Linked DNA regions of Homo sapiens: regions 1 and 2 are each linked to region 3. The links are chromatin contacts, found by Hi-C or POLR2A ChIA-PET in ENCODE. All regions are on one chromosome and are shown on one strand. Each heading gives the region's core, a stretch centred on a gene start or an enhancer-like site at or near the end of the contact. The rest is flanking DNA. Distances are from core to core; before and after follow the strand shown.

The links. A loop is a pair of places that touch in the nucleus more often than their neighbours do. ChIA-PET counts read pairs that join two places held with the same protein, here RNA polymerase II (POLR2A). Pooled maps may share reads with other maps.
Region 1: a loop to region 3 is called in a map of PC-9, with 5 times the contacts of the local background. The contact joins two enhancer-like sites. A Hi-C loop is called at or near these places in 1 of 168 maps with a recorded cell type or tissue (PC-9) and 1 of 50 pooled maps. POLR2A ChIA-PET finds 5 or more read pairs at or near these places in 3 of 52 experiments (PC-9, activated naive CD4-positive, alpha-beta T cell and endothelial cell of umbilical vein).
Region 2: a loop to region 3 is called in a pooled map, with 3 times the contacts of the local background. The contact joins two enhancer-like sites. A Hi-C loop is called at or near these places in 1 of 168 maps with a recorded cell type or tissue (B cell) and 5 of 50 pooled maps. POLR2A ChIA-PET finds 5 or more read pairs at or near these places in 2 of 52 experiments (B cell and activated CD4-positive, alpha-beta T cell).

Annotation. Positions count from the first base shown.
Region 1 is chr15:69,850,716-69,855,078 of GRCh38, forward strand. No RefSeq gene overlaps it. Among named protein-coding and RNA genes, the nearest start is that of LINC00593, 18 kb to the left of the region's middle. RefSeq lists an enhancer at 2,276-3,475. Within about 2 kb of position 3,041, at least 4 of the 41 ENCODE cell types and tissues checked have a DNase peak (open chromatin) inside an H3K27ac peak, as active enhancers do; they include PC-9, where a contact is called at or near this core.
Region 2 is chr15:70,059,876-70,064,096 of GRCh38, forward strand. TLE3 (TLE family member 3, transcriptional corepressor) reads right to left here. Exons shown (of 20, transcript NM_001105192.3): 9 at 655-774. Among named protein-coding and RNA genes, the nearest start is that of MIR629, 17 kb to the right of the region's middle. Within about 2 kb of position 2,861, at least 13 of the 41 ENCODE cell types and tissues checked have a DNase peak (open chromatin) inside an H3K27ac peak, as active enhancers do.
Region 3 is chr15:69,577,690-69,582,157 of GRCh38, forward strand. No RefSeq gene overlaps it. Among named protein-coding and RNA genes, the nearest start is that of PCAT29, 12 kb to the right of the region's middle. Within about 2 kb of position 1,327, at least 5 of the 41 ENCODE cell types and tissues checked have a DNase peak (open chromatin) inside an H3K27ac peak, as active enhancers do; they include PC-9, where a contact is called at or near this core.

The DNA of each region.
Region 1 (4,363 bases), core at 1,791-4,290, 270 kb after region 3:
CAAACCTCCCTCCTCAGGGCACAAAGCTGAGCATGACGGGCCTCTGTGGTGGGAGCGACCCTGTCTTTGGTTTCCTGGCCTCTCTGCCATCCCTTTGTCCTCTTGAATTCAAAGCCCTTCCTCCCATCCTCTCCTCACCCCTCAGTTTCTCCAGCAGCACCCACATTCTTTCAGTTTATCCCCTCTCCACTGCCCCCCAACTGAATGTGGACTCTCAGGGGATACAGGCAGGACCCTGATCTTGAGGTCCCAACTCTGCCATGAAAGTGCCCTGTAACCTGGGAGAGACCCTTCCCTTCTGCAGGCTTGTTTCTCCATTTTTCTCCTGGTAAAATAAATTTTTATCCAGAGGATGTAAAATTTCAGCCTACAATTCCAGCCCTGAAAAAGTCCTCATTGCAAACCTGAGCTCAGAGCAGCCCTCCTTTCCCCTCCTGCAATAGGCCTTCCCTTTCCAGACAAGCCCACTCTCTGCAGCCATTGGATACTGGGGAGGGAGCTGGGGGTAAATATGGACTCCCAGGATTGTCTTGGCCAGCCTCCTTCACCATCGCTGCATCCCCTTGGCTTGCACCTAAATTAAAACAGGTGTCTGAGCTCACGAAAACATCCTGGCAGAGTCCAGCTGTAACACAGGAAGGGAGGCAGCCACCTCCATGGCGGGGGGACACATCTCTTTATCCTGTTCCCTGCACCTTCCATTTAATTAGGCAGTGGGGTCTCTGTTGCCAAACCCAGCCCCTCCAACTGCCAGACTCATGGAAACTCTGCTTTGTAATCACAAAGAAAATATTAGAAGGGAGGGCCACTCACAGCCTGGGAGCTCCTGGGGGCTGGCTGCCACCTCCGCAGCTTAGCTCCCCATTCGAGGCACCCCATCCTCACTGGTTGCCTTCCCCTGAGCACCCGCATGGTCCCACCCCACATCTTGGTTCCCTAGTGGGGTGGTCATCCCCCACATGGGAGGGGATCTTCTCATAAGAGTTCTGGGACAGGGCCCAGCTAATCCTCTTCTTGGGTGGAATCAGAGGATTTGAGTCTTTGATGCAATTCTTTCTGGGAGGAGGAAGGGAGGGGAAGCTGTGCTGCTGAATGGGACAGAAAATAGCCCAAGCAGGCCCAGTGCAGACCCCAGAGGGGAGCACTGATGGATGACCCGGCCAGAGCAGGGGAGGGGACGCCTGCTCCTGGGGTTTTTTCAGTGTTAGACTCAGTAGTTTTCAAAAGATAGAAACTGGAAGAGTCGTTGAGGTGTGATTAAGACGGACCTGGATTCACTTCCTGCTGCACACGTAAGGAGTTGTAAGACTTTGGGGCCTGTGTTTTACCAGCATTAAGCCTCGGTTTTCTCATCCTTGAAGTGGGGATAAGAAGCATACCCCCCTTGCAGGGCTGCTGTGAGGGTTAGAATGAGAAAGCGCCACACAGGCTTTGTATAACATTATCATCACGTGTTAAATTTGGTTTCTCTTGACTTGTGTTTCCAACCTTACAGTAGGTACTCTGGGTGCCCTGCAAGGAACAATGAGAAGGGCATGCTTTTGAGATCCTCAAGAGGAAAAAGAGTGGAGTTGGCCCATGCAGGGATTAGACTTCAGTGGGTGGGTCCCCAGGCAGTGAGTGTTCTCACCCAGCTCCACCATGGCACAACTCCAGAAGGTATGGTCCTGGGAAGACTCGAGGAGGCTGGCGCTTGCTTGGCAGCTGCCTGCCTAGTGAAGACCCCATGCCCTTCATGCAGCCTAGAGGTGGGGAATGGCTGGGAGCCCGGGGATCTTAGGAGCTCACCCAGAACAGTACCTGATGGCCTGCCTCCAAGGCCCCTCCTTCAGTTCTGGAAACACATGAGATGCAGGAACCTAAAGTTCCCTAGTGGGGAGGGGATAAGGGATGGGATGGCAAGAATAACTGATAAAACTCCTCACCACACTGGAATGTTGAACCACAGACTCAGATTTAAGATGACGGGAATAAAGAAGTGTGTTTCTTATACATCTGCACTTAAGGACTCAGATTCCTGTTAGCACAGACAGAAAGTATTTATTAGCAAGCCCAGAACAGAGTAAATTTTCAGTACATGAGAGCGATTCTCAGGGTTCCTCTGCAGAATGGGATATCACAGTGTTGATGTGAGGGGTAAGGAAGCTGTTTATTTATTTTCAGTACTTGGAACAGCCTGGCACATAAATAGCATCATGGAAGTATTTGCTGTCAATCTTTAATTATTTAATTTCAGTTCACTTCCTCCTTGTACAGGAAGGGCTCAAGGACTGGAGGGCTGTTTTGCTGAGGTTGAACAAGGGCATGTGCTGAAGGACCTGTGGTGTTCCCACCACCACATTAGCAATGCCACTGTTCCAGATTAATCTACTGCATGGCACTGGTGGAGGGTCAGTAAGCATCTTTGGGCAGCTGCCCACATACCTGGGGGGCAGAAAGAATTCAGTGGAACTGGCGATGATTTTAAATAGGATGAATTTGTCCTCCAAGGTGGTCGTGGTTTGACCTCACGTTGGCTGGGGAGAGGGGGCAGAGAGTTTCGTATGCCTTTGCCATATGCTGTCATCTGTCAGTGCTCAGAGGGGGCAAGTGACCTGGGCCAGGTGGTGCCCTGAATCAGCACCAGCCAGGGTGAGACTTAGGATGATAAAGAGCACTGGAGGCGAGCGAGACACCACCCTGCCTGTCTGCAAAGATGCCGAGGAGTCCAAAGAGATGGCATTCAGGCGAAATGGAGACACAATCTGAGAATTAAAACCCTTAGAGTGAACCACAACCAGTTTGGAGCCTGGAGGGGAGCAGGTGTGGCAAGGGGACTAAGGTGTGAGCAGGTAGCATCTATATGTGAGTCAGGCTGCTAGGACAAAGCCAAGCTGGCGATTGTAAAAGAGGAGACCAGACGCAGGCAGGGCCAGCCCTTAGGAAACAGTCCTTACTCTCTCCTAGCTCTGCGCCCTGGGCCCCTCCAAGGCTCAGCTGACTCAGCCAAGTCTGTGTCCCTTCTTAGAGCCTAACTCTGTTCCTCAGCCCTCCCGCCCAGTGACACTTCGTAGGACTCATTGCCCAGGAATCCTGCTCAGTCATTGCATTGCCCGGCTCTGACCTGGGATTTCACAGATCAGTGACATTCAAAATGCAATATAATGGGACACCAGCATAAGAGGCCAACTGTTTCCTTTGCCAAGTAAGGTCATTTTCAAAACCTCATTATTCCCATTGTTCTATAAATAAGGGGATTCTTTTTTACTATCTGAATATTGGAAAGACATAACCTTGGAGTTGTCCTTGACGACCCTTCTCTCCCACCCACATCCAGGCTCTCAGCAGGCCCCAGCTGCTCTGCCTAGACTGCATCCAGGTTTGGTTGGGATGCTCTTTAAGAAAAAGAACGTCAAATGCCAAAAAGAAAATTAGACATGAGACTGAGTATTAGAGTAAGAAATCACAACACATCACAAATCACATTTTAAAAAGCTGGTGAAAACACAAACGTGACAAAATCCAGGAAAAAAAAACCTCACTATATTTCATTGTGTTCACTGATATGCCATTAAGACACTTTTTTCTTGTATTTTTGACTGCATAGTCTTTGATTCTTCTCTTCTTATGTCAATAATTTTGTGTTTCTTTAAATAGAGAGAATAGAAGGCCCGTTCTGTCTTCCTTTTGGGATTGGCCATGGCATTTTATTTTATATTATTGATCATTTGGAGAACTTTTCTGTCAGCTTCATAACTCATTGCTCTTAGGTAATGCAATTTTTAAGACTGATGCCAAATTTGGGAAACCGTCTATCAGATTCTCTTCCTATATGAGCTGTCAATGTATCGTGCGTTCATAATTGCATGCAAAGGATTATGGAGTGTATTCCAGATAGGAAAGAATTTTTTTTTGGCCAGACAGCGATGAGAACCAGATCCCCCACTTAGAAGTATACATAGCTGATGACAGCAAGAATTTTCCTTAGACAAGCTTCCTGCTCACTACATTCCAACCTTGTTTCTCCCCTACCAGGTTTGAATGTAATGAGCAGGAAGCCCGTCTAAGGAAAATTCTTCCTGATCTTTCTGATCCACAAACGTAATTTGGTTTTATCAAAAACTTCCTGCATTCTTCTTGCTTCTCTCACTCCGTTGCAGGCTGCAGTGAAAGCAGACTTCCTTGATGAGTCGGGGAAGTGGATGATATCCCCGAGACCCTGGTGGCTAACCCTGGCATGCTGTAGTATCTTTTCAAGATGATTGCCTTCAACAAGGGAGAAAAAAAATTCTTCCCTGTGGAATTCTGAGCACAAGGAAGACTGGCTGAGGGGAGAGTCCGTAGGGGGAGAGGCCTTGCAGGGCATGCCCACCGGCTTCCTGAC
Region 2 (4,221 bases), core at 1,611-4,110, 480 kb after region 3:
ACTTGCCTCCTCTCACAGAAACACAGCTGAGTGTCCTTTGGGTGCTCAATGTGTCCAAAGCCACACAGCAGCCATGTGGCTGAAGAGGGCTGGGTGCAAGACCGCTGAGGCCCTGCACCATATCCTCCCCTTCCCTCTGTCCCAGCTCTCAGCCCTGCACAGCCTGACACAGGGGAAACACAACAGCCATGCTTCCACTAGGGTCTCACGTGCCGGGGGCATCCCATTAAAAGGCTAGTAAAAGCCATGACTGGGTGGCCAAGTGAGTGCATGCCTCAGGCCAACTGAGAGGACTATAGGGTCCACATTTTGGGGGTCACTGGGAGCAGCCCCTTAGAGCCAAGTGGGATTCCGGCAGCACCATGACAGCAGCATGGGGTTGTTGGCCTGTCTGTGGGAAGAGACCCCATGGAGGCTAGGACGACCTCCCCATCCACCTCCGCCCCACAGTGGCTCGCATGCTCATAGCGTGTGTGAACTTCACCCTAGCCCTGTTCCCACCCTGCTCTCCTCAATAGGGTCCCCTATCGCCAACCTGTGCTTCTCTGACTCACTGCCAACCACAAGAAGACCCTGGCCACAGCTTGGGCCCTGCAGACACCCCCTGCCCTACCCAACAGAAACCCCAGTGGTGCCATGGCGCCTTGGACGTACGTATCGGCTCAAGCTGTCCTTCTCCTCCGCCTTCCGCTTCTTGGCTTCCATGCTGTAGTCCGCAGAGCCCCGGTGCTTCTCACTGGCCCGGAGGCTTTCCGAGGGTGACACAGAGTTATTCTGGAAGGAAAAAGAGGGTTCGGGGTTAAAACTTTCTGCTGCGTGTAACAATTCACACATCCGCACACAGCTAAGTGCAGGTGACACGGAGGTCAGGGGAGGGAAGAGAAGCTGAACTCCTCTCTGCCCTGCAGATCGTGGCTCCATCAGAGCCTTGCCAGGGAAGCCTTCCCCACTCCCCTGAGACTGAGTCCCCGGGGAGATGCCCTGGGCGCATCCCCAATTCTCTTTTGCAGCTCTGCACTGCTATTAAATAATTAACCCTGCAGTAAGCCGTCTGCCTTCTGGCCTGTGGGACTACGCTCTGTGAGGGCGAGGGTCACCTGGGTCTCATTCACCACCCATCTCGCGCTTGCCACACTCATTTGCTCAAAGGAGGGATAAGTGGAATTTGCACTGAGTCTTGTAAGATGGATCTGAGCTGACAGGCAGGGGCCATGAGCAATACTTCATTTGCTGAGCCCGACAGGAATGGGGAGATTGATAGGGAAGGAGGGCGTCAGGCAGCCACCAACTTCCCAGTGGAGATGAGCAGCCAAGCGTTCTGTGTGAACACCCCCGCCTCCACGGTGAGGCTGTCAGCAACTCTGGAGAAACACCAGGGTTGTAAAAAAAACAAAAATGCCACGTCATGAAGCCTTTCCCTCTGACAGACAGGGAAAGGAGCAAGGGCAGGGACAGTCACTGCCTCTGTAGCCATCACCAAGTGGAGACCCCAAGAGGTTGGTGAATGTGCCCAAGCTCCCCTAGCAGAAGGTGGCACAAAGGGAACCCCAAAATTTCGTGAGTTCTCCCTCAACTATAAAGCAAATGAGGATGAGAAGCCTTTGGGATGGGAGGCCTGGGAAGAGGGAAGATGACGGAGTAGTCCTAGGGGTTGATAGTGGTCAGAAATCACCATGTGGCTGTTACCACCGAGCTGGGGAGCAGGGAGGGAAGTGCAACTGGCAAGGGCACCTGCCAGCAAACCTCTGTGCCCAGAGACTAATATCAGGACCAATGCCCCTCTATGATATTGGTGAGGTTTACTCCTTTCTAAGAGTCCAAACTTTACCTTCACCCACCCACCAATTTCCGAGCAGCTGCCCTGGGTCAGCCCTGGTGCTGCAGGCCAGGAGTGGCAGAATGAATGAGATACAATCCCTGCCCTCCAGGAGCTCATGGTCCAGCTATGATGGAGCTGGAAGAAAAGGACAGGCCATCCCAGGTCCCAGTCCCCATGCAACACAGGAGGTCATATGGAGACCCAGAGGGACATCTGTTCAGAAGAGAAGAGCATCAGAAGGCAAGTGGAATGAGGCTTCCCTTCTCTTCTCCACTTTCCCAGAGGCCAAGCGTGGCTCAGGGGCAAGGGCCACTTGGAGGGAACGGGGCTGGGCAGTATTCGGTGGGAATAGTGCGGCAACCAGCCTCAGAACTTAATTTCCTTTCCTAAGCCGGGTTCTGGGCAGCCCTACCCGGCCAAGTTTCTGCCCGAAGCAAATTAAAATGGCAGAGTTATCAAGCCTTGAAGAAAAAATGGAGGTTATAATGGAACTGCAGCTCAACCTTCCCCACAGCCGTGCAGGAGCGGTGGCGATGCGCGCACAGCCACAATTCAATTAGCTGCTGCAATCGCCGGCAGAAAAATCACCGTCATTTCATTTCATTTCCTCTGACGGTGGTGGCCACCCTGTGCTAAGCAGAAATGCTTCCAGCCCCTCGCACTGGCTGCCCCTTGCAGGCGGGCGGGCAGGGGAGGGGGCGTGCGGCTGCTCGTGTTTCTCCTCGCGACCCGGTGCTCGGCTCGGGAGAACAGCGAGCTCTTTCTTCTCATGCAGTCAGGCTGAAAACCCTCGCCGCTACCGGAGAGTCATGTCAGGCATTTAGCGGCATCGATCCAGCCCGCCTCTGGCTGGCAGGCGGCCAAAAAACTAAGTATTTTTTATTGCTTCGGCTAGGCAAGGAAATATGAATGAAGCTACCACTAATTGGACTCCAGACTAACCCCTCTGGGACAGCTTCCAGCCCGTCCCCCCATCCCCCCTCCCACTCTGACACAGCCCTGTCCTTCCTGCCGTAGGCCTCATCTGTTGACAACCTGGTTTCCAAAGCCTGATTATTTCAGTCTACACCGCCGCTGACACCGTCACCACGCCACATGCCATGCGCACAGCCTCGGCCCTGCCCACTGCTGCCTCTGCCCAGCATCTTGATTCATTCCCACTGGAGTTTCCTGAGGCCCATGTGTGCCATGCATGGACCTCAGCGAGCATGGTAAACAGCCCAGCTCTTGGGGGTTCCCAGGGGGGGTCTTTTAGCAGAAAACTTTCACAGATGGGGCACAAAGCCAGAAGCCAATAGGGATGAGGATGAGGTAAAGACTCATGCTCTTTAGAGAGTGCTGGGCTTCCCACTCCCCCTCCAATTCCACTGAAGTGGGTCCCTGCTAGCCAGGTAATCTGGATCCTCAGTCAGGTTATAAAGGGTCTTCCGAAACAAAGCTGAGAGGTTGGTCAAGCAGGAATTATTCCCATGGTATGGATAAGGAAACTGAGGCTCAGAGAGGCCAAGAGAACTACACAGGGCCTCATAAAGCTGGGACCAGACCTCAGCCTTAAAATGTCCAATCCAGGCCTCCGCCTATCTAGGCAAACTGCCTCTCCGAAAAAATGCCACTGTTAGAGGATCAGTACCGAGGCAGTGAACATGGATTTTCAGCTTCAATGACTCCTCTCTTAGGTACCTAGCCATTCCTCAGCCCAAATGTGGTCCTGGATTTCTGAGCATGTAGGCGGGTCAAGAGGCCACGGACGCCAGCCTCACTGCTAATGGGAGGTTTAAAAAGTCAGCCTGGGTAGGGGGAGGGCCAGGAAGGGAAGGAGGGCTGGATTGGAGAGAGCTGCGCAAGGAAGCTGCTGTCTAGATGGTTAGTTAACTGCCTGACCTTCCAAGTCCTACTTAACACGAGGTAATAACCAAAGCCATCCTAACAGATTAGATGGCCCCAGATACAAGGACAGCGATGAGGAATAAAATAGCTTTGCTAATCGCTGGAGGATTTTTTTTATCCAGACTCCACTGCGCTTATTCAGAAGGCTTATTCACTTGAAACAGAACCTCGGAGCCTCAGTGTGATCAGAAAGATTTACAACAAATCTCAGAGCTGGCAGACACGCAGGCGGCCTGGCCTTAATGCTCGCCTGCTAGCACTTTCTTAAATCGAGTGAAAGCCCAGAGCAGGGAGAAACTGCAGGCGTTTGAAGGGAATGAGGAGGATGCAAGATCATACAGGAGGCATCCTAGCAGGGGGGTGGTAAAAACCTTGGCCCTGAACATGGGACACCTGGGTCCTTAGCCCTGGGTTTAGCCCAGAGACTCCACAAAGCCCCTCGCAATGGAAGATCCAGGGCTGGTCAGCTGACCTCTCAGAGTATCACCTCTCATATGAAACGGAGTTAGAGCTCA
Region 3 (4,468 bases), core at 77-2,576:
AGAGACTCGTCTCTCTCTAGCTGCCTGTAAACCTCTGGGACCTGATGGATGGGTTTTGTTGTTTTCCTTCCCCCTGACTTGTTGGTGCTGTCACCTCCAGTCCCTGGTGGATGGACATCTTTTTATTCCAGCAAACCCACTACCTGTACTACCCATTCACTTAGTCATTCACTGAGGCTCACCATTGGCCATAAGATCACCAGGGCCTAGACACACAGAGGGGTGTGAGCACAGAACACAGTCCTTGCAGGGCTCTGGGTTTTGTAGGTGTGAGATGTGCCCGAGGCCTGCCAATTCACGGTGGCAAGTGCCCTGATGATGGCTGCACTGGCTCGTATGGGAACATTGCGGGAGGTGCATGGGGCCGCTTCTCAGAGGAGGCGATGTTTGAGCTGAATTGGAGGAAAAACAGTAAGGGTTCCCTAGATGGGGGTGGAGGGCTGGGAGAGAACTTTCTGGAAAGGGCACATCAGTCTGAGGGAAACACCTACATGCAGGCTGGCAGGTGAGAGGACAGAGTCCTTTCTGGGATCAGGACTGTTTGGGGCCACTGGAATAAGTGCAGGAGACTGGAGACAAGGCTGGGGAGAAGGCGGGACTTTGGTCATGGAGGTACTTGGAGTCTTTATCCTGTAGGTGGTGTGAAGACCAGAAAGGAGGCTGTTGCACTAGTTCAGGAAGAGAAGAGGAGGTGGGCGACAGAAGTAGAGGCAGCGCTCTGAGGGACCTTGGGCAGGTGGAAGCCACAAAACTGGATGGCCATGAGGGCAAGGTGAGGAGGAGGGGGAGGCGAGGAGGAGAGGGAGGCGAGGAGGAGGCGGAGGAGAGGAGGAGGGGGAGGCAAGGCCGACTCCAGGTCTCCTACTCAGGTGGCTCATGGCTCGGGGCCACTCGCTGCTCACCAATCCTGTGAGCAGAGGAGGAGCAGATATGGTGTAGGGTGCATATGTGAATCCAATTTTGGTGATGCTGAGGTTTGGATGCCCGAGGCCGCTCAGGAAAGGACATCCAACAAGCATTTGGTGTCAAGTTTGGCAAAGAGATCTCTTCTGGAGAATTGACTTGGGCACCATCGGCATTAGGCAGCATTTGGACCTCTGTGATGTAGATGACGTGATTAAACGGCAGTGTGTAAAGACAGGAAGAAGGCCTATGCAAGACCTCGGTACTGGCATAGGAGGGGCTAGGAGGGCAGGGTATGACGGAGGCTGAGAGGAGCACTGTGGAGAAGGAGCAGGTAACATGCTTGAGTGCTGCACAGACTGAGTCAGACAGGACTTGGTCTGACCACTGGCAGGAAGCCCGTTGGTGCCCTTGGCTTGAGTTCAATGGCAGAATGGCAGAAGAGGGTGTAGGCTGTGAAACTGACGCAGGAGAGGCAGGCTGCCGCAGCCACTCCTGACGGCACAGCTTTGAGCTCCGTGCTGGGTGTTCAGTGCTCGGGATAACACATGTGCAGTAAACATTTCTAGAATGACCCACTTTGGGGGTTGAAGAGACTTTTTTGTTTTTAAAATAGGTGGGACTTGAGCATCTCACCTCTCCCACCCCCCAGCCCCTGAAGTGAGTCAGAATCAGAAAGGTAATGGATAGGAAGTTTCCAGTTCTTATCCAGATCTGGAAATTCTGATCTAACCCGGGAAAAATGTTGAGGTCTGTTTAGAAAGACATGAGTGCTCCCTGGGGGCAAGAGAGCCTTTTCTCTGGGGCCTTTCCAGTAGCCCCAGCCTCACCGGTCACCTCCAGGTGGTGAGCTGGGCATTTAGGGAAGCCGTGCCTTTTGGCGCTAAGCTGCTGTTTTTGCAAGACTGGGCGGCTGGAGATCCTTTCTCAAGTCAGCAGCCATCCCAGGGAAGAAGGACCAGAGTAGGAGTGCTGGGCTAGGATCCTGGTCCAAGCTCTGCCATTATCGTATGTGAAACAGTCATCTCTCTGGGCTTCAGTTTTTCCATCTGCAAAGCAAGAATTCCAACACTACATTCACAGGAGTATCTGAAGGATAAGATGAGATAATAGATGCAGAGGTGATGTGAAAAGTAGGAAGTGCTTTACATGTGCCAGTTTTCTTCATTCATTCACTCTCATTCACGCATGTACTAATTTAGCAAAAAATGATGAAGCATCCATTAGATGCTATAATTGCAAATTGCTAAGTGTTCAGGGCAGAGCAAGTGGACAGACTTTGTAACAAAAGCCTGCTTTTGACTATTTTATCCCTGCCCCCACTGTCTGCAGAAGAAAGAGAAGGGTAGAGCTGATGGGTCAGTGGGCATCTGTGCCCTAGGCTGGGGGTCATCACTAGCCCTCATTTTGCCCTGCAATCAGTAGACTCTGTGCGTGGGATTCTGTGATGGGAGGAATTTTCTACCCTCTTTGTTCTGGTAGGGAAGAGTTTACAATGAGTAGGGTCAAGGGTTGTTTTCTGCTTTGTAGTGTTGATTCCAGAGGCTGCCTCATCTGTTGTCTGGCAGCAACGGCACACTGGCCATTGACATGGGCAAAGGTCACTGTACTGAGATGTGAGTGCAACAGAATCATGGGGCAGCTTTAGCAGACCATCATCAGAGACAGCTCAGTGGATGCAGCTGCCTTCTGAGGATAAAAGATTTGGATTCAACTCGGGTGGGTGAACTTGGACAAGGTGCTTAACCTTACCAAGACTCAACTTCCCTATCTGTAATAGGGGACTCTTAATACCTACCCTTTATGCTTGGTGAAGATAAAGTGAGAGTCATGAGAGAATGTCCTCCTCTCCTTCTTCCATTGACGTCAATTCATGATCACTGACCTCATCGGGCAGTTATCTGACTCAGGTGTATCAGATCTAGCGGGTACAGTGACCTCTGTGCCACTCATACGCCCCTCAGTTATTAGGTACCAGGCTTCTGGTGATGTGAAGAGTGTCTGTTGTAGCCACTGTTTCTGAATTGTTAATAAAATAAGACAGCTCTGGTCTGGAGGAGAGTTGGGGAGAAGCCCAGGAGTCTGCTTAAACCCCATGTCCAGGTGGGCATCCCCGACTGCTCTTCTTCCCTCCCTAAAGGTTCTGGGGATTCAGCCTGTTGCAACTTCCTCATTAACCCTTTCACCCATCATGGTGCTCATGGTGGGGTTCTGTCCCTGAGCCTGGCTGGGGAATGGAAAGAAGCCTCTCAGCATGCCACCACTCCCCTCACCGTTCCCAAAGACAAGCACTCTGGCCATTTGCATAATGGGGGCTTTATCACTAATCAGAGAAGGTAAACACACCAGGCAACAAAACAGTAAGCACATAGAAAGGCAAAGTTTTCAGAAATCTACAAATCCCTGATGCCGCAGGCCCTCACACATGGAGGCCCTACTGGACTTATTCTTTCTGTGCCAGGCTGGGTGAAGAGGACAGGAGCTAGCAGCTTTGATCCGCTCTATCATCACACTTGCAGTTTCAGGGGACTTCCAGACCAATCAACCACTCACTCCATCCCCTTTGCCTACCCCAACGCTAGCCCCTCTGTCCCAGCATTGTCTGGATCTCTACTTTGTCTTTGCCTGTCTCTGAACTGTGGGCTCCTTGAAGGGAAGAAGAAAGGTATTTTCTTCTTTCCTGTGTCCTCAGAGCTATCATATGTTTCCAAGAAGGGGATGGGGAAGTTTGGCCTCAGGTGTGAGGAGTAGTTGCCTGGGTCATTGGCTCACAGTGGGGGTGTTTCTGGGGTCCATGCAGTTACTCAGATGGTGCTCACCTTGCTGGGCTCTGTCCTACTCTCTCCTTCTTCTAAAGCATGCTTCTGGGGTGTGACAGGTACACTCAGAGGGATAGCCATCAAAGTGCATTCCTAGCTTATCCTTCCTTCCATCGAACTGCCTGCTGAGTGGTTTGCCCCAGTAAGAATTCGCCAAGTTCTTGTCTTAATTCTATTCTATTACACCTCATAAAGGTTGTAGCCCAAACGACTCTGAGTTTCAGGACCACAAAGCATCAGTATAGGAGGAAGCCTTGGAGAGTGTGTGGTCTGTCTGAAAAAAAATAAGTGGATAAAAAATGGGATGGTGCCTCCTCAAACATGAGTGTCTTTGTCAATGATCCCACTAGCCTTCTGGGCCACAGCCAACATGGAGGGCTAAGGTGGGCATGGTTCTAGTGCAAGTCCCTGAACAGGTACACGCCATCTGTCAGCAGGCATCTGCAGATGTTCAGATTTGGGCAGCCTGGCAGAAGATTTTGGGGTGCAGGCGATGGTTGGATTTTTCAGATTAAGCTTTGAGGTTTAACTACCCATAAATGACTTCAAGGTCTATTGCATGCCACCATTTGTAAATTGGCTGAAGTGGAATGTGAATTGTTGGTGTTTGAGGCTCATAAAAGGGAATGAGATTTGGCCTGGGAAGGGTCTTGTCCATTGACCAGTATCTCATCCCAATTTGCCCTCAAGTGTTCAAACTCATGAATGATAACCAAGAAAGCCAACTACTGGGGTTGTGGGTAGCA